Linked DNA regions of Homo sapiens: region 1 is linked to region 2. A link is an interaction called in ENCODE POLR2A ChIA-PET data of the cell type or tissue named here. Cell type or tissue: K562. All regions are shown on one strand. Each heading gives the region's core, and the rest is flanking DNA. Links, peaks and the distances in the headings are about the cores only. Region 1 overlaps MAPKAP1 (MAPK associated protein 1). Region 2 overlaps MAPKAP1 (MAPK associated protein 1).

The links. ChIA-PET counts read pairs that join two places held together with the same protein. Peaks named below come from ENCODE experiments on the same cell type or tissue, not always from the same donor. Only the 100,000 strongest peaks of a DNase experiment are listed, where the experiment ranks them.
Region 1: POLR2A ChIA-PET joins it to region 2 with 5 read pairs; 3 of 35 experiments call an interaction of 5 or more read pairs at or near these places.

Annotation. Positions count from the first base shown.
Region 1 is chr9:125,430,922-125,441,425 of GRCh38, forward strand. MAPKAP1 (MAPK associated protein 1) reads right to left here. Exons shown (of 12, transcript NM_001006617.3): 12 at 6,473-8,091. The coding sequence ends at 7,966. It overlaps LOC112268055 (a long non-coding RNA gene), which reads left to right. Exons shown (of 3, transcript XR_002956935.2): 3 at 5,509-5,926. Among named protein-coding and RNA genes, the nearest start is that of GAPVD1, 170 kb to the left of the region's middle. RefSeq lists an enhancer at 1,017-1,591. In K562, for the core only: no CTCF peak of the experiment used is centred there; a DNase peak (open chromatin) is centred at 5,995.
Region 2 is chr9:125,493,929-125,504,432 of GRCh38, forward strand. The region is part of intron 8 of MAPKAP1 (MAPK associated protein 1); the gene reads right to left. Among named protein-coding and RNA genes, the nearest start is that of MAPKAP1, 210 kb to the right of the region's middle. RefSeq lists an enhancer at 1,084-1,871. In K562, for the core only: no CTCF peak of the experiment used is centred there; no DNase peak of the experiment used is centred there.

The DNA.
Region 1 (10,504 bases), core at 4,876-7,375, 60 kb before region 2:
CAGGCTGGTGGGGTGTGTGCCTCAGGCCTCAGCCTCCTGAGTCTAGGGGGACATGAATCCCCCAGCCTCACCTCCCCCAAAGGTAACTGTGAGCACCCATCCCTGCCATTTCAGGGCCTTCCCCTGGCTGTCCTTGGCCTAGTCCCAGGAGGAGGGGCTGGACAGACAGAAGGAACAGGAGGCTGCACCTCACGGGCCAAGCCTGGGGACTTACACACACCCCGTGGGGGTCCCTGCATCATCAGGTGATTGATAGCTCCTAGGAGCTGGGGTGGGGTGCAGATCAGTCAAAACAAAACAAAAATGATGGTTCACCAGCACTTCGGGAGGCTGAGACAGGAGGATCACTTGAGCCCAGGAGTTTGAGACCAGCCTGGGCAACATGGCAAGACCCTCGTCTCTACAAAAATAAAATAAAATAACAAAATTAGCCAGATGTGCTGGCATGCACCAGTAGTCCTAGCTACTTGGGGGGCTGAAGTTGGAAGATCACTTGAGCCTGGGAGGTCGAGGCTGTAGTGAGCCATGATCGCACTACTGCATTCCAGCCTGGGTGACAGAGTGAGACCCTGTCTCCAAAAAAACCCAAAAACAAACACAAAATGTGGTTCAGCTAGCGGAGGCTTCTCTCACCCAGATGCACAGATGGGGTGACATTCTAGCCATCATACGTATGTCAGTTTTGTAAGGGGCATGACAAACCTTGTCCTCGAACCCACTTAGACAGGTAACAGCACTGGCTTAGCTCCTGTAACTCAACGTTTATGCGCAGGCTCCATTCCAGCAGCCCAGTGGGGAACTTTACTTCCTCCTCTCAAGGAACCTGCCCCGCCAGAGTGGTGTCAGGTCTCTCAGGCGATGCCGAGGCTGGGGGGCCCTGGTCCCTGAGTCAGCTGCTGGCGGGTTGCTGTGGGAGCAGGACCTGGGCCTGCCCATGGCTCCTGTGGCCCGGGGCCCCCTCTGCTCCCAGTCCTGCCAGGACCCCTCCCTGCCTCTCTGCCAGCCCTAGCACTCACATGTCACCACTGCACTCACATGTCACCAGCGGCTCTCAGCAAGGCCAGCCAATTCACCCTGGAAGTTACCTCCTCTGTGGAGCCGATAACCTCTTTTCCTGTGAATTCACCCAGAACACCTGTGCATGAACTCTAACCTTGGTCCCATTTTGGGCAAGGAGACCGGCATGGATAAGCATGACAAAGTCACCTGCCAGCAAGTGGCAGCACTAGGATCTGAGCCCAGCCCGTGCAACTGCAGCGCCCCTGTCCCTGGCCCTTCAGCCATCTGGGCGTCTCCCAGCCTGGGCTCTGCAGCAGATCCTCGGGTCCCCCAGGGATGCCACCAATCATAGCCACGTTTCCCAGCAGGAAAACCAAGACATTTGACATCTCCCCAGGATTCCAGCGTTTGTCCTGAAGAGTAACTCTCAAGATGAGGTGGGCGTGGTGGTTTAGGGTAACCTTGCTTCTAGAACTTTCCCTCATAATTTACAGCCTCCCCCAGCCCTTTTCTGCAATGCACATCAGCTAAGCCCTTAAAATAGTCAAGGGCTTGAAGAACGCTAACAATTTAATGTATGTTAAAAGGGTATTAAATTCTAAACTAAAATTTACATGGAAATATGACATTAAAATATTTTTAGCTTTCAGGAAGCTGGGGGCTGGAATGCTGTAATACAGACAAATTTTATCATTTTAGAAAGAATTAGCCTCAGTTTTTCTTACATTCATGGAGTTAATGCATAAAGATGTGCCTCCTGCCTGGGGCTACTATGTGGAGGCAGGAAGGGGTAGGGAGGGGAGAGCCAGCAGTGGGGCCCTTAGAGGGAGGGCATAGGCCTTACGTGGGCCCCAGAGCTTCCCTGGAGGGCTGGGGCTGCCCCAAGGCCCGAGGTCCTGCGACCAGTATGTTTGGGGTGAGGGCCTGGGTTTCCCTAGTGCGTGCCAGGCCCATGCGCTTTATCTCATTTACTTCCCATGCAACTCCCTGGAGGTGGGATTCTCTCCCAGTTGCGCAGATGAGAAAATGGCTCAGAGAGGTTGAGTCATGGGTCTGCGGTCACACAGCACAGAGGTGGATGGATTTTCATTCCTTCTCCAGACCCTCAGCTCAGTCATCAGTCTCGGTGCTGTTTGAACATCCACTGCCCATCTCCTGGGAGTCTGGGGGGATCCGGCTCCCAAGATGGGGGCAGGTGGGGAGTGGCACAAAGCAGACAGTGAGAGGCTCTGGGGTGAGACTCTGGGCTCCTCTACCTGCCAGCTGCGAGCCCATGACCCAGAGGGTGACGAGCCCATCTGCAAAGCCCTCAAATGCCAGAGGTCAGGGGTCAGGGAGGCCGTGGGACTTGGTGGTCACAGCAGGGGGTGCTGATTGAGCGACTGCCCCAAGGAATCCCCAATGAGAGGAGCCTCTTACTATCTCCACTTTACAGATAGGGAAACTGAGGCTCAGAGCGATTAAAGACAGTCAGGCTAGCCAACACCAGTCAGGCTAGCCAAGGGGAGGGCCAGGATCCCTACCCCACGCTATGTGGCTTTAGGGCATCGCTGTGTCCTGGTGGCCTCTGGAGCCCCCAGACCTCCTGGGTGGTGGCTGCCAAGAGGCCCAGTGGGCAGCCCTTTCCAGCCCGGCTGCAGGCACCGATGCTGGGGCAGCAGAGGGGCTCAGGCAGGTGGCTCCAGCCCCAGGAGAAATCCAGCCAGGGCAGGGGGGCCGGCGTGGGCGGAAATGACCACTCACTGCCTGGTGGGCACCCCCTGGCCGCCACACCTCTGGGAGGTCACTCATTGGCAGTTAAAAATCTATTGTGACTTGTCAGAAAAATGAATAAATGGGCACATTATTTTTTCATTCCAGACCTCAGCATCTGTTTGTCTAATCAGGAAGGAGAGTGGGGAAGTCGGCCAGGGCTGCCACGCACGTTTTATGCAAGTTTTCCTCTGTCAGAGGAGTTTAAATGGGTAATGAACAGGCTGTGGTGATTTGAAATATAATCCCATTATGCTGACGAGATTACCGGGCTTCGAGACTTCACAAATCACTCTTATGGCTGTTATCGAGTACAGGGAACACCGCCCTGTTGGGATTTTGCATTTAGGCAGAGGTGTTTGGTGGGAACACAACGCGACGGGTTTAACTCTTTCCTTCTCCCTGGCTGCTTTCCAAATAGCAGGGGCCTCTGAAAGGGGCTTCTGTGGAGCCTTCAGAATCCAGGGTGTTTGGGCCCCAAGGGCCAAGACAGAGGCCCAGAGAGGCTGGGGGACGGCTGGGTGGGGTGGGAGGCCAGAGAGCAGGACCCTGGGCCAGCTCCACCACTTTCCAATGGCCTGGCCTCAGTTTCCTCATCTGTAAAATGGGAATTAGGTGGGCATGAGAATAATGGAGAAAACAGTTAATTCATAACTAACACGAGCTGCTCAATAGCAGGTGGGAGGCGGGTGCTGATGAAAGAATAGAAAGTCCTAACGAGCGGCCGCGCACGGTGGCTCACGCCTGTAATCCCAGCACTTTGGGAGGCCAAGGCGGGTGCATCACGAGATCAAGAGATCGAGACCAGCCTGGCCAACATGGTGAAACCCCGTCTCTACTAAAAATACAAAAATTAGCTGGGCGTGGTGGTGGGCGCCTGTAGTCCCAGCTACTCGGGAGGCTGAGGCAGGAGAATCACTTGAATCTGGGAGGCAGAGCTTGCAGTGAGCTGAGATTGTGCCACTGCACTCTAGCCTGGGCGACAGAGCGAGACTCCGTCTCACAAAAAAAAAAAAAAAAAAAAAAAGAAGTCCTAACATGCTCGTTTGTCATGTGGGGGGTGTCACTGAGGCCACACGCAGCAGCATTTTAGGGGCAGGCAGATGGGTGTTTTCATTTCAACAGTTATTTCATGTGCATCAGAACACACATGCAGCACACCAACCCCATGGCTTCATGGCTGTTCTTGCTTAGGATGGTTAAGGCACAGAATCACGTTAGCCTGCATCGTAAAGGGAAAATAATAAATCATAGATGAGGAGCCACCTCGGGACGGGGAGCCTGTGAACAGTGATGTTGGGGAGCATGGAGTCACCTCTTGGTGGCAGACATTACAACTGTTTCCCAAACATCTGTGCCCTTCAATGCCCGGGCGGTGATGCTGCCTGTCCTCTTGGAGTAGGTGGCACCATGCGGTGGGTTCTGGCCAATGGGATGTGCGTGGGAATGAGAGGTGCCTGTGTCTCTTTCCAGCCTTAGCATTTTGCCATTGCTGCCCCATTCTCTGGCCCTCCTGCCCCGGTCCCAGTCTTTGTGGAAGCCCCCAGAGGTCGTGGGGACCCACAGCTGGCTTCGTGTGGAGGGAGTGAGCTTATGCTCTGTGAAGCTGCAGCACAGCCTGGCAGGGCCTGGCCAGGAACTTCACCCCGCCCTCACCATGTCCCTCTGAAGGAGCTGGTACTGTCTCCCTTTAACAGAAGAAGAAACTGAGGCTCAGGGAAGTAGAGTAACTCACCCAAGGCCACTGGGAGACAGCGCTGGTGCCCCATCCTCCTGGCCTTGGCTTAATAACCCATCTTGTCACAGGCGTCTTGGAGCTCCAGGAGGGGAAGGGGCTTGTTCAAGTCGGAGGGTGTGCAGAGGTCCATGAAGAAGCTGGGAGGGGCCCCCTTCAGCAGGTGGGTAAGGGTCCTATGTGAGTGTCCCCAGCCCCCACCAGCCCACCCAGGCTACGCCTCATACCTCAGGCCTTTGCCCACTGCCCTATCCTGCCTCCCTGGCACCTTCCAAGTGCACGTGGGCCACCCGCATGCAGTTCACAGTGGTGTGGCCGGAGGGCCACTCACCCCCACCTCTTGGCCTGTCTTGATGGCCGGGTTTGATCTTCGCTCGCCTCTACCCCCGATGTTCTGCAGTCCCTGATCTGGGGAAGTGAGGGGCCCTAAGAAGCAGCTGGCAGGTATTCAGGAACATGTTGGGGTGGGGATCACCTCCCAGCCTCTTAATCCACGCAGAGAAGACAGAGAGACATCCCTGTGGTCCCCACACAGCTGAGGAACAACTGAGGCGTGGTGCACTTTGGTCCTGGGGGCCTGGATAGGAAGTGTCTGGAGGCAGCTGCCAGCTCAGGGCCAGGGCCAGGAATGCGCTGTGCAGAGGCTGGGGATGCAGGGCTACAGGCTGGGCCTGGGCCTCAGAGGTGGGGGCGAGTATGGCCCAAAGCAGGCAGGGCCTGGTAAGAATGACCAAACTGGCCAACAAGGGAAAGCTCTGAGTTGAGCAGCAGTGAGCGCTCCACTGCCAGAGGTATGCAGGCAGAGGCCGAAGACTCTGGGCTGGAAGTATCTCTGGGCTGGGCTAGACCAGCTCACAGCATTCTCAGCTCTTAGGACCTTCCCTCAGAAGCAGAGAGGCTCTGGCAAAGTTTGGCAAACAGAAACCACTGGAAGCAAGGCTGGGCTCCCACGATGCTGAGACATTTAGGACATGCTTCAGAAGGGTCTGTGGGGTCCTCTAATCCAGCACCTTCATTTTCAGCTTAGGAAAACGAGGGCCCAAGAGGCAGGAACCAGCTTGGAGCCACACGGCTGCCACCTGTGGAGGGCAGAGCCCAGTGGTTAAGAGCAGGGCTACCGTGTCCGCCAGTCATTCATGGTGAGTCTGGGGCCAGTGAAGTGGCCCTTCCGGTTCCTGACCCCTGCAATGGAGGTGGTGACGGGACCTGACGGAGGCTGCCTGTGCGGGTTTCGTTACTGCATGTTTACAGACGGCAGCGCACAGCGGGCCCTTGGAAGAGGAGGGTGGCTCCCAGGGGCCAGCAAGGCCAGGGCTCCCGGGACCCACTACCCAGGCCTGCCAGGCAGCCCACACCTTGCAAGTCCTCCACCGAGTTCAGAGGCCCAGTCGTGAATTATCATCAACACTGACTTTTCACATCGTCTTGGGCAGGGGCCACGCCAGGGCCAGGTCAGGAGACCTGGTGGAAAGCAGAAGTGGGGCCCATCAGTCACTTCCGTTATCTCGGGTGTGCCGAGCTCCTCCTGCCTTTGCCCAGCCCGTGCCGGGGAGACTGTGAGATGCCTGTGTCCTACAGCTCACGGTCCTGTCTTTAGAGATCTAGGTATAGGGTGGGGGAGAGGGGCTCAGGGAAAGCTGAATGCAGAGTCTTGATCCGTGCTGGGCCTGGGCGGTGGCTGCTGTGTTCCCTTTCCACTGTTCCTTCACCTGGACACATGTGTTTATGTAAACTGAGAGTGTTGCATTTCACAGTAAGAGAAGGGTGTTGATTTTGTGGCTGAAGGAGGTGATGACTTTGGTGTCACCCCTGAGTGAAGAGGGCCAGCCTGTCGTGCTTAGCACCAAAGAGGCCCCGGTGCATTTCAGAGATGTTGCTTCCTCGTCAACTGCTGGCAAATGCCACCACCCAGGAGGCTCATGGCAGAGTCATGGTTTTCGGCATCACATACTCCAGACTTCAGAAACTCAACACAATATGCAAAAGTGTGTATTTATATGACTTTTATTTTAATATCATTTTAATATCGAATATGTCACAAGATTTAATGACCAAATTAGTCATTTACATTTTTCAAAGTATCTAAATATAAAATTGCTAAAAATTCAAATACAGATAGCAAGCTACAAATATTTCTTTTGTTTTTGGGTGGGGGGTAGGAATGGAAGACATTAGAAAAGGACGCTCCTGTTGGCTGAACAAAGATCAGAATGAAAGAAGAATTCATCAGCATGACCCCTTGTGCAAAGAAATACACTCAGCTTTAAGATGCTGTTTTAGACACATCTCTTCCTGTACAACAATTTAAAAAATGTTTCTAATGCAGGTCCTCAGTGAAACACCGGTCCCCGGCCCTGGCTGGGGACAGTAAGGACATCACCGCAGGAGGGACACTGAAGAGGCTGTCGAGGACTGCAGAGGCATCTGGTGTGGCCAGAGGCGTGGTGTCAGGGGCATCTGATCCCTTGCCTGTTCCCACCCAGGGAGCCGGACGGCACGGACACAGGTCTCCCTCCGCTCACCCCTCTCCCTGAAACGTGAGAAACAGCAGCTTTCCGCCTGCTTGAAAAAGGAGGCAGGCGCTGTAAGGAGAAGAGGAATGGGGAATGTGGCCCCTTCCAAGGCAGCGAAGCAGAGAACATGCAGGTGGAACTGCCAGCTGAAACCTACACTTGCTACTTAAGAAACGGAAAGACCATGTCTGGCTGGGAGTGCAGCGTGCCTGAGGACCAGCCACCGCCCCTCCTCCTGGCACCCCACACTGTCCACGCAGCTCCTGGGCTCTGAGGTCAGAAGCTGGGGTGTGCTGAAGGGGAAAGTGACACGGCCTTGGACACACCACTAGGTCTCTGTTCCTAACTTTTAGTAAGACACTACCCTCGAAGCAAATGCACTCATTTAAACAAATGGCATAGTTAAAACTATTGACTAAGACCTAAACATTTCTTCTGAGAAATCGAACCATAGCTTTTCCAATCTGCCTGTTCAATATGGGAACAGATTTTAAAGAGAGTAACATAATCAATCCTCCGCCCCAAAGAATGGTCCATCATACCAACCATGATAAAGAGTACACCTGTTTATTAAAAGGAAAAACAGAAATGTACATTTTTGTTGTTTGCTTTAAGAAATTTGATCAAGTTGCAAGGAAATGTGTGGGCACGGCTCTGTACATCCTCGGGCAGGGTGGCAGGCATTGAAGGTGGCTGGGCGGCACGTGGCTCCTCTAGGGGGTGGTCTGACCCCCAAGCATCGCTTATCAAAGCCACTGCCAAGCAGACTTCCGTCCCATGGCAATGTCCCCAGCGCTCCCTCCTAGGGGGCCCCCGACACCTTCCCCGAGAGCCCACCTGCCCTGTGCCAGTGAGCCAGGGGCTGGCCTCCCCCCGAGGACTTCAGGACACCGGGTGGACTCTAGGGCACTTGGCCCTGGCAGGCAGGCTCTGAGCTACGGAACAGATTGAGGCTGGAGGCCAGTGTCACTGCTGCCCGGATTTCTTCTCCTTCTGGAAGCTGAAGCTCGTACGTCTGTTCAGTTTTCTTTGTTTTTGAGCAAAGTAGTCAGCCCGGGCAGTGCTAGCTCGCGATTCCAGGATGTAGTTAACCTAGAAACAAGAGCACACAGCCCGGTCACCTTGCCAGCCGCTCCCTACCCACCCAGGGCATCGGAGGGGGTGGCAGGGAAGGCCCTGACCTGGGCCGGGTGCCTCAGGGCCAGGTGCTGTCGTGTGGAAGGAGTCCAGTCATCACAGCAACCTGGCAGCGGCTGGGCCCAGAGCCGCTGCTCTACGATGGGAAAACAGAGGCTTGGAGAAGCCAAGTGGCCAGTCCAGGCTTCCCAGTCAGTGAGCGGCGAGCTCTTCAGGTTCCGGAGCCCATGCTCCCTCCTGGCGTGAGCCACTCCCGGAAGGCTGTGCCCTGGGCTGCCTGGCTATGCCTCCCACCTGCTGTGTGACCTGGACAAGCACATAACCTCTCTGAGCCTGCCTTTCCCTGTGTGAAGGCCGAGAACACAGGGATGAAAAGCAAACCAAGACAGGCTCTCCATCCAGCCTCCCACCAGCCAGGCGCAGAGCTTCCCACCACAGTGCTTCCTTCAGGGCTCATGAGTGCCCAGCCAGGCAGGGCTCACTTGACAAAAAGGAAAGAGGCTCAGAGAGGGAGGCCAAAGTGGCCTAGGCCACGTGGAAGTCAGGGTGAGAGCTGTGAGGGGGCTGAAAGAGCCCTGTGTGAAGGGCGGGGCTGCCTCCTGGGCTCCTCTCAGGCCTTCTGCACGCTGCTGCTTCCACGAAGCCCTGGGAGTCTGCCCGGAGTCGCATGTGCATCTTCCACTCTGTGTAGCAGCTGCACCGCCAGGCGCTTCCCCAGCGCTACAGCGCTGAGACTTGGTCCTGGCCCTGGGGAGCTTGCTGCCTGGTGAGTGGGTGTCCAGCAGCAGAACCAGCACTGCAGCAGGCAAAGAGGAGCATCAAGGAATGGGGCTGAGTATCAGGGAGGTGTGGAGGAGGGAAGGCTTCCAGAGGAAAAGAGTGAGCGGGCTTTTGAGGGATACACAGGAGTTTTTGAGTGCGCAACGGGGAGGAGAGACGCAGCATGCATCAAGGCACAGCAGGGGCACGCCACAAGGGAGTGTCCCTGGAACTGCGAGAGCTTGGCTGGCTTAGTGAAATGAGGTGGTGGGAGCCAGGGAGGGGTGCTACAGTGGGATGCACACGCCCCAGTGCTGAGGACAGCCTGTGCCTGGGCATGGGCGGCAGCAGCAGTGTGAAATCAGTGGTGGCAACTGGCACTGCTCGGAGTGCCTTTCAGCGCTCATGGAATCTTCACAATAATCTTGAGACAGATGCCACTGTCATCCCCATGCACAGGTGAGGAAGTCAAGGCCAATGACAATAATGTCATTTAGTCAAGGTCACAAAGCTAGAAGGTGTCAGGCGCTTGGCAAACACCCCTTCCTGCTCCGCAGCCTCTCACCTCCTCTGCTCCTCTGGCTGGGGCTTTTGGTGAACAGACGCTATTTCTCTTCACCTGCAAGTATCTAAAAGTTTTGACTAGAAGGCTGAATATTTCTGACAAGAGAGGCCAGCCACTGCCTCTGCTGATTCTACTCCGAGGGCCATGTGTCCTGTGCCAGAGGGAGAGGAGCTTCTGCTGACTCCGAGAAGGAACCAGAGGGCTCCCGGGGGAGGCAGCGCGAGATGGCAACGCCTCAGATGGCCGAGGCTTCAACACTGTCCCTCCCAACTTTCTGCTCTGCTGGTTGGAGCAGCAGGCGTTAAAGGCTGGTGCGTGAGTACAGAAGGCCTGACACGCTCTGCCCGCTGCCTCGCCAAGTTACCAGCTGAGAGCAATAAATCATGAGGACCGCAGGGCCAGGTTGATGATTTGGGACAATACAGTGTATGGAAATAAGAGGTTTTATCATTCTTAATACAAGAAATCTTTGGATTATATTGTTTGCACACTCAGCCAACCTAGTGTTTTCAGTGTATTTTTGGCACATATAACTTGACAAAAGCATTTTAAAATGATCCTTAACAAGCCAACTATTTCCCAAATTTATTATCTTCAGTGCTTTGTGATAATCACATAGATAATGTTAATGGAAGATTAATGTAATAATCAAAAGATAAAAACGCCCTTTGCTCTGCCATTAGCTGGTTAATATGCTGTGGCTTAAAACTGGCACAATTTTATGCACTATAGAGTGTTTCATTTTCAACGCATTTTACAGCTTAAGGCATAAAAATATAGGGAGTTTTCATGGTCAATAAAGCCACAGCCTCCATCACTCAATCACGAGAAGAACCTGATTTGAAGAGCCCGACAACTCCTCTGAGATTCATCTCAAAGCCTGTGGAATTAGGGACCACCCATGGCTTAGCTCAGTGACATCTTGATGGGAAGAGGGCGGCTCTGGAGCTTCTCGGGCCAGGTTCAAGTAGAGGCTCCACCCTTGTGTGCTCTGTGACCTTGGGCCTCCATCTCCTCTTCTATAAAATGGGGACAATGTCTACA
Region 2 (10,504 bases), core at 1,674-4,173:
AACCACCACACAACCTCTGTGAGTAAAAATGTTCCTCAGATGGGCTGGAAATGCATAACTCCATGGGCTGTAATGGTATCTAAGGAGAACACAGTCACGCCTGGCCATGCCAGAGCAAAGGAATCAGGGATAAAACCTAACTCTCCACTCCCTCGGTAAGACTTAAAGCTGGATGCATAAGTGAGTCACAGAGAAAACTCTTCCTTAGCGCTCTGCATCCATCACATTTTTTTTTCCAGAGGCCTTTTAAGTCCCCAAAGCCCCATAAGCCCAAAACTTCTCTTCTATTAAACACTTCCCTTTGGCTACTAGTTATTTTTGCTGGTCTCTAAAAAACAATCAATAGGTGATATACTAAAACACACACACACGTTCATGCCCCCCGCCTGCCCACCGCTCTGCAGTAATCTCTTTAAAGCCATCGGGATCACGCAGTAGGATATACCCTTCACTAGAATCTGCCATGCTACCACCGGGGTAGGGATCTTTGCTGTCAGTGCTTAATTGATTAAACTCTTGGAGCCAGAGCCAGCCAGGCTGGAGGACTTTCCACATGGAGATTTCAGACCCCCTTCAATAAATCAAGGTAATCTTGTTTTATGAGGTAGTCAGAAAGAAACAGTTTCAGGTTTGTAGAATTTCGAAAAAGAGCAGATCATGGAAGCGGGGCCTACGAGGCTCTGCATCTTAGACCCTTGCTATCCCTCAGTCTCATCTTTCAGCACACTCTCCCTCATTCCATTCCATTTATTCATTCCTAAACACCCCAAGCTCCTTCTCATCTCAAAGCCTTCAGATGAGCAGTCCCTTGGCCTGGAACATTCTTCTCTTACTCATTATTGGACTAACTCCTTTTTCTTCTTACTCAAGCCTCTCATTCTTCTCACCTGCTCTGGTCCCCTGCTATGCACTCTTTTCTACCCTTCACAGCACTGATCACAATTGTGTGCTCTATAACGTGGGGCTAAGTCTCAGCACAGTGGCTGGCCCAGAGGAGGGCTCAATCAATGTTTGGGGAATGCATGAACAAATATGTGCCCAAAGTGAATCCAATACCCTTTACAGGATGAAGCATGACCACTTAAGGGTCTGGACCAATGGTTCATTATGGGTTTGCTTGGAAGTTAGATTAGTGACAGAATTCTCATTATTTCCTCTTTCTCCAATATGTCTTTGTCCATGTTCAAAGCCCAGGAAAAGTAATGGGGTCTTCTCAGGAGCATGGCATTTTTGACAATTTACATGGCAAAATATCTAAGAACTGTAACATCTGATCAACACCAAGGTGTCCCTTTCCCTGACTCGAGAGTCAGAGGATGAGGGCATATCCGCTGGAAGAATCCCACCTCCCATTCAGAGTCACTGCAGAAATGTCACCTGATGCATTACCAAACCATTAGTCAGGACCTTCAGGGCGAATTCTGGGGCCAGGAGCCTATCAGAGGGATGCAAATCTCCATGCCCTCACTTAGAGCCCAGACAGGGTTTGTGGCTCATCAAACATGCTTCCTTACTGCTCTAATGTACCAGTGTATCGCTTAATGAAAGTTCTTAATTGTAATTCAATTAATTACATACACAGAGTCCCCAATTACATTTTCCAATAAGACATTGGCTGTGGTACAGGTCTAAATGCACTTAAACCAATTTTAATATATTAAGACCAATTTCCCTTGAATACTAATTACTACCTAATGATAAAACGGAAACGGGGGAACTTTTAGAGAAAGAAGAGAGTGAAAAATGCAAATCATGTGGAAGTTCTCAGCCCACACAGCACAATTCAGACACTCATTACTGAAAAGTAGCTGTGGACAAGGCACAAGTTTGCTTCAAGACAGGTCAGCACAGCTTTTTGCCCCAGGTGTCAGCTACCCTTGGTGCTGGCCAATGCCCAAAGGGGCCTGTGGGAAGTCTAAGGGGCTAGAGGGAAAGAAAACAGGAATCACAGGGAGGGAAAGGGTCACCACACACATGCTCAGACAAGCTATGGTGTCTGTGACAGTTGGTTGGCCTCTGAGTCTCAGGCAGACACACTCAGTAATGGTGAACGCTTGTATAGTGCACTGCAGTTCACTATGGGCTTTTACTGTACACAATCTCACTGACTTGTTTCAATGGTTTAAGCCTCACAACGCTTTACAGGGTAGGGAATACCATCACATTTTGCAGCAGGGGAAATGAGGCCCACAAAGAAGGAGGACTTGTACAAGGTTACACAGTGGTGCCAAATATCCTGCCTTTATAGTGCGAACCAGTCCACATTAACCAGAGAGGAAGACAAGGACTCACAGGTATGTGGCGAATAATGTTTCTGTTTCATTTAAATTCTAATAGCGTGCAGCAAACAGGGAGCTATTATGCAATATCGACTTGGATAAAAATCCTCACCCTACAGAAAATTCCTTACAGTGAACACCTCCCCGCTAAAGCCAGACAGGTTAACTGGCTTTCAGCAATAACAACCTAAAATATGTAAAACGAACATCACAAGTCATTTTCATTTGTAAATAAGAGTTTATTTGCATGATCACATTTTCTTGTGTATTTGAAGAGTGCTGTTGTGGTATAATAAAGGAGGTGCTTAAGTCACATGATAGAAATTGGGGAGATCAGTAATTTGTAACTGAAGGAGGCAGAGCCTCCAGAAGCAGCATGGAACCACCAGGGAGTCTCCAGAGCTGGCACAGAGCACACGCAGGAGGAAGAATCAGCCCGTTATAAATAAGCATCACAAAGAGGGTCGGAAGCACACCAGGATAAAGCTGACTTTCATCCTCTTTCTACAGCTGCTTCTTCCCTCTCTCCGTTTCTATTTTGTAGTGGTGGTGGTAGTCCAACAAAGAAACCCCTACACTTAAAGACGCTTATTCAAACCCAAGTTCTCCTTAAAAGCCATCTTGTACTTGGTCCAGTGAGAAGCCTGGAGATGTGAGGGGCTCAGGAGGCTCACTCTATCAGGGGGAAAGAGCCAGGCCTGGCCACAGACACCAGGATGCAGAGGGGACTCAGACTGGGTTCCTCTCCAGTGTGAGGGGTGGTCACAGTCTAGTGTGGGACTTGGCAAATCCATTCAGGGGAATCAGTGATCAGAGAGGAGTAAAGGTAGGAACTGTAACGAGCCCATGGAGGGGCAGCCAGGTAATCTGGGCAGCTCCTAGGAGTTGCCTCCTCTCCTGGGGCCTCAGGGGGAAAATTAAGAAGGTAAATGAGGGCTCTCAGACTAAGACCTCTGGATGTTCTTCCTTCCCATAGTCCACCCTCCTGCATGACTACCCACCTGGTGAGTTGAGGCCCTTCCTCAGTATAACCTTAAAATTAGGAAATGAGAATTTCATTAAGTGCTGAAATAATGGATGAACTTAAACATTCTGTGAATCTCCTTCAAAAGGAAAGATCAAAGGAAGCTGAATTAATGTTTACAGAGCAACTGAAGTCTCTCTCTACACCACCTTCTATTTAGGAAATACAATAATTAGATTCAGCTCTTTCACCAGACTTAATGAATAAAAGACAGTTTTCCAGGCCTCTCATTATTGTTCATGTGATATTAGCAAATCACTTCACCCCTCAGTTTCCTCTTCTATAAAACAAGGATGATGACTACATGGCCTAAAATGTTGTTATAATAAGAGCACTTATATCTCATTCAATTCTCACCAAATCCTTGTGAAATAGATTCATTCACCTCCATTTACACATGAAATCAGAGATGACATAATTTGTCCACTGTCACAGGCTGCAAGTGGTTCACCCAAGGTCTGCCTGATTCTAATGACTGTGCTTTAAGCACTGTGAATGACAGACTAGTCAGGGATAAAACAGAAAGATGGTGTCTGACACTTTGTTAGTATTCCATAAAGCCAGTTTAATTTCAGGCTTATATTGGCCCTGATGATGGGAAATTCCACTTTCTCTCTTAAAGCTGTGGAAAGAATAAGTTGGTTCAAGCGGCACCTTTCTTCTAAGGACCTGCATGGACTACCTCCACATGGTTGGTGGGAAAGGTCACTGGCAACATTTGGCAGACAAGGGAATTGAGGCTCAGTTTGGTGCCAGGATGTATATAGAAGCTTGGACAAGAATGGAAGTCTTGTAATGTTACATCCTCCCCATAATGTACTTGGGCTTCCTTCTGGTATGATTCCAGCTTCTAGCAGGCATTTGGCTGAAGGATGTAGTAGATTATCCGACAAGAATCCAAACTGGAAAGCTCAAGGACTTTGGCTTGTCATTTTCTTATTTAGGCCAAGATCCAAGCACAAATGTTAGCTCTCAGTACCTAGGCAGAAACTCTTGTCATATCTGCTTCATCTGTAAGCTTCTCTCTCATAGCATATAAAGACAATTGTAATAGCCATTCTTAGGACTGAAAATTCAGGTTGTTTTATCAACAATCTCAGGGTCGACTCTGGAATCAGACATCTGACTTAAAATTTTGGTCTTATCACTTACTGGCTGGATAACTTCGAGCAAGTCACAACCTCTCTTCACAATGAGAACAATATCTTGTAGGGTAGCCATGAAAATTGAAAGATAAAGCATTTGCAAAATGTCTAGCACAATGCCTTACAATAGTAGGCCCAAATACGTAATTTTTAAAAACACCCTTTTCTGCAGGACTAGGTATGATGGAAAGAAAAATAAATAAATAAAAAAGAAATAACAAAAAACATTCATTGACGTGGTTGATATAAAATATTATGCCACATTCCTCCTTGAAAGAAAAACTGAAAGGCTTCTATCCACCCTTATGGCAAACAGACTTCTCAAACAAATGGTTTTATTTATAAAGCGTATATCCATTCTGGGACACCAAAAAATATTTGCTGGGAGGTACGCTGCTTCTAAGTTCTCTGGTCCTAGGACACAGACTTACAGACCTGCCCCCTCCCCACTCTCCTTCCCTTTCCATTCTGGGTCACCCCCTTCTAGCCAACATACATCTCCTCGAGGGCTCTGCCAGGTCTATGACTCCAAACCTCGACACCTGTGCCCCATCTGCTCTACCAGCCACAGAATGCTGCTTTTCCATTATTTATTAATTACAGTTAACATTTATTGAGTACTTATTATGTGCTGTTCTACGAGCTGTATGATTATTAGAGCTTACTGAATCCTATCAATCTTATGAGGGCAGATAAACTACCCAAGAAAGGTTAAGTAAATGGCCCAAGGTCACACAGCTAGTAAGTGGCAAGGCCAGGATGTGAACTGAGACAGTTCATTGACAGCACATTCTCTTTAAGGACTGCGTAATACATGATCAGAATTTAGTCCACATCTACAATGGCTTTAAGGATAGGGAGGCTGTTCTAATCAAACATAGTAACAGAAATGAAAATAATTCTGCTTTTGGAATGTTTTTCTTTGCCTCAATCCACCTTCTTAATAGGCAGCTAGTGGAAAACAATGTAATTCTTAGTTGGAATTCCTACTTAAAAAATCCTTTTAAAAGCCTTTAAAATAATAAATTGTTTTCATAATTTACTTCCATTTTACAAAGACTAGTTATGATTCCATTGATTGTGATCTTTGTAAGTGCTGGTAGGGCTTCATTTATTAACACAGTGATTTTGACTCAGAGCGTCAAAAAGTGATGGGAAGTATCTTGCAAATCCTTTAAGATGAGGATGCTGAGGCTCAGAGAGATCACATAACTGAATTAAGACCATGTTCATGTTCGGAAGTAGAGTGGGAACTAGAGCCCAGATTTCAAGGCTTTATTCACCAACCCTCACAGCTTCTCTTTCCTAATATTAGAAAACTGGGCTTATCTTTTTTCAGAAAAACTAATTTGTGGCTGGGTTTAGTGGTTCACTCCGGTAATCCCAGTATTATGGGAGGCAGAAGCAAGCCTGGGCAACATAGCAAGACACCATCTCTACAAAAAGAAAATTAAAAAAAAACTAGCCAGGTGTGGTAGTGTGTGCCCGTAATCATGGCTACTTGGGAGGCTTAGGTGGGAGAACTGCTTGAGCCAGGGAGGTCAAGGCTGCAGTGAGCTGTGATCTCACCACTGCACTCCAGCCTGGGTGACAGAATGAGACTCTTTCAAAAACAAACAAAAAAATTAATTTGAAAGCACAATATACTGTGGAATACTGCATAGTAGTTAAAAAGAAATTGGTGAATTTATATGTGGAACAATATGAGTATTAATGTGGAAGAATCTCTATAATATACTGTTAAAATGATAAAAATGCAGAACACTAATGTTTGTTATCATTTGTGTTTTTATTTTTATTTTTTGAGATGGAGTCTCGCTCTGTGGCCCAGGCTGGAGTCTCACTCTGTCACCCAGGATGGAGTGCAGTGGCGTGATCTTGGCTCACTGCAAGCTCTGCCTCCCGGGTTCACGCCATTCTCCTGCCTCAGCCTCCCGAGTAGCTGGGACTACAGGTGCCTGCCACCATCCCTGGCTTTTTTTTTTTTTTTGTATTTTTAGTAGAGATGGGGTTTCACCGTGTTAGCCAGGATGGTCTCGATCTCCTGACCTCGTGATCCACCCACCTTGGCCTCCCAAAGTGCTGGGATTACAGGCATGAGCCATCACGCCGGCCCCCATTTGTGTTTTTAAAAAAGGGAGGAATACAAATGTGTGTGTATAGGTATGAGTGTGCTTGTGTGTACACACACCTATGATACATACATGCATATACAAAATGTGCTTGCATATACATAGATGATCCCTGGAAAGATATGGAAGAAACCAGGAACAATTATTGTCTCTGGAAGGGGAATTAGGGGATGGAAGAAGAGAGACTTCATTTTCACTACAGACACTTTAGTTACCTGAAATTTTTTTTACATGTATAAGTATTACATATCCAAGAAATTTACCAAGATTCTAATAAACACCACTTTATTTGTATAACAAGGAATCAACATTTTGAAACAGAATCCACTATAAAGTTCCTACCTATGAATTAGTTCCTCAAGTATGTTTAAGATGACAGACTTTAAAGAATGAAAAAAAATGACAGGGGCGGAGGGAGGGATTGTTCATTTCTACGGGGTAAAAATTCCGATAAGCAAGTCACATAGGAGTGTATTGGTGTAACTTTTCCTTTGGCTCACTATGGTATGGTACTAGATATGGTATGAAATTTCAAATGTCACAAGGATTGTTACACTAAGACATTGTCTCACTATACGATCTTTATCTATGTAGACTTGCCCTTATTTCTTGTTTGCTTTTCCTTCTTAGAAAGTCATGCATGCTCACCTTAGAAACTCTGGAACGAACAAATATAAACACGAAGGAAAATGAATTACCCAGAATCTTGTCAACCAGAGACAACCACTATTAACATTTTCTTTCCAGTTTTACTTTTTGTTTGTTTTTACATAGTTGGGATTCATCTATTTGTCTTGACATTTTTTCCCTTAACATTACATCACAGTTAAACCAAATGTGCACTGCTAGAATAAACCCAACTTCGTAATGTTATATTGTTCTTTCAACATAATGTTAGATTCACTTTATTAATATTTTGTTTAGGATTTTTGCATCTATATTTTTCAAACTGGCCTGAAAATTTTCTGTCTTGTATGGTCTTTACTGAGTTTGGTACCAAGATTATGATAGCCTCTTAAAACAAATTGGAGGTTATAACCTTTTTCTATTCTCTGCAACAGTGGATATAGGATTGGAGTTATTTTTTTCTTAAGTTTTTGGTAGAAACTAGCCAGTGAAGTCATGTGGGTTTGGATTTTCTTTGTAGGAAGGTTCCTAATTACTAATTAGCTTTTCAAAATAGTTATGAGAATATTCAGGTTTTCTATTTCTTCCTGTGTCAATTTTGTTGTCTTTTTCTATAAATTTGTTCATCTATAATTTTAATATTTTTGGTATAATTTTTTTCAAAATAATCTTGTATTTATTTACAAGACAGGATCTTAATGTTTAATGACAGGATCTACAGTGTACCTCCTTTTCATTCCTACTACTATCTGTGTTTCTCTTCCTTGTTTTTGTCCATTTCATTGGAAGTGTATCGATTTTGTTGGCCTTTTCAAAGAACCAACTCTTGATTCTGATGTTTCTGAATTTCTATTTCATTAATTTCTATTCTTCTCTTTATTGCTTCTTTTATTCGTTTCAGGTTTTTCTATTTTTCAATTTCTTGAGCTGAATGCTTAGCTCATTACTATTCAGCCTTTCTTCTTCTTTTTTTTTTTTCTGTTTGAGACAGAGTCTCACTCTGTTGCCCAGGCTGGAGTGTAGTGGCATGATCTCAGCTCACTGCAACCTCCACCTCCCAGGTTCAAGCGATCCCCCTGCCTCAGCCCCCCTAGCAGCTGGGATTACAGGCACTTACCACCATGCCTGGCTAATTTTTAAATTTTTAGTAGAGATGGGGTTTCACCATTTTGGCCAGGCTGGTCTCGAACTCCTGACCTCAGGTGATCCACCGGCTCGGCCTCCCAAAGTGCTGGGATTACAGGCGTGAGCCACCGTGCCCTGCTCAGCCTTTCTTCTTTTGTGATATTTGAATTAGAGGGCTGTAAAACTTCCTTCAAATACCATTTTAGTTATATCCTCAAATTTTAATGTCAAATTTTCATTATCTTTCAGTCAAAATACTTTCTAATTTCTATTATTATTTCTTTATTAAACCATGGGTTCAGAAACCTGTTTCTCAATTTCCAAACATATGCAGATCTTCTAGTTGTCTTGTTTTTTCCTAGCCTAATTTCACTGTGATCAGAGGATGTATCACATATGATTTCAATCTTTTGATATGTAAGATTTACTTTATTGCTTAGCATATGGTCAATATTGGTAAATGTTCATGTGTGATTGCAAGAAATACGTATCTGCAGTTGTAGGGTAAAATATTCTCTGTACCGCCTGTCCATGAGGTTAAGTTTAACTGTTGTTTTAAGTTTTCTCTATTATACATTTTTAAAAAATGTATTTGCTGTTTCAATTACTGAGAGTTAAAACCTCCCTCCATGATTGGAGACCTGTATATTTTTCTTAGTAATTCTTCAGTTTTGTATTATATATTTTGAGCATATAGGTTTAGAACTGTTAAATCTTCCAAGTAAACTGAACCTTTCATCATTATGAAGTAATGGTTTTTATATCTAAAAACGTATTCTGCCTCATGTTAATATGGCTACACCAGATTTCAGTTGCTATTTGCATAGAACATCTTTCTCCATCCTTTTACTTCAAACTTTCAGTACCCTTGTTTTAGGTATTTGAGAAAAACCCATCCTAACCATCTTACAGATGACAACAACTACTACTACTAAAGCCTTTAGTTCATTTACTGATATATCTGGGTTTAAATCTATTATCTTACTACATGTTTTCTATTTAACCTCCTTTTGGGCTTTCTACCCCTGGCAAACCCTGGACTTCTTTTGTCTCCTTTCCTCTAAAGGCTATCCACAACCCAGCTCAACCTTTAGGCTGCACTGCCAGACAGGCAGATAATGTCCGGGCAAAAGCGCTCGTAGGCGTTGATCTCTTTTGTTTCAACCTTTTCCCAGACATGGCCATTGATTCTTTTCTATCTTGTGCTCTTTGATGACTTTAGGATGACCATTTGTTTAATCAGCTTTTTAAGTTACCTTCAGTGGAAGAGTTGGTTCAAATTACTTAGTCTGCCTTTACTAGAAAGGTAAAACCCTGCATAATTTTCCAATATAGGGATATAAGTTATCTGACTACTCTTCCAATGTTAAATATTAGAAATAATGTTGTTAAAACACTGTACATAAATCTTTCTTGCATTTTAGATCCTTTTCTCTTTAAGATAATTTCTTTTTTCTTTCTTTCTTTTTTTTTTGAGACGGAATCTCACTCTGTCACCCAGGCTGGAGTGCAGTGGCACGATCTGAGCTCACTGCAACCTCTGCCTCTCAGGCCCAAGCGATTCTCGTGCCTCAGCCTCCCGAGTAGCTGGGATTATAGGCACCCGCCACCACGCTTGGCTTTTTTTTTTTTTTTTTTTTTTTTTTTTGTATTTTTGGTAGAGACGGGGGTTTGCCATGTTGGCCAGGCTGGTCTCGAACTCCTGACCTCAGGTAAACCACTCACCTCAGCCTCCCAAAGTGCTGGGATTACAGGCAAGAGCCACCCTGCCCAGCCTCCTTAAGATAATTTCCAAAAACAGATTTACTGGAGAAAACATTTTTAGGTCTTTCGATATTTACAGCTATATTATACTGTTATACTACAGACCCCAATGTTTGAGTATGCCTATTTCTCCATATTCTCTCCAGCAATGAGGACTCCCTTTGAAACACCTGGCTTATTTTATATGTGGCTCTAAAATGTTTGTATTTTACAATGTTGATAAGGATAAATATTTTCACAAATGTTTACTACTCATTTGATTTTTTGGACCATTTGGGAATCAGTGATTTTTATTTCTATGTGTATTCACAAAAGGTACTTATAACTGGTTGCAGACTGTGGGGACAGTAACCTTCTGCCTTTGAGAATTTGCTACCAAATGCCAAAAGCATATTTCACCTTCCTGGT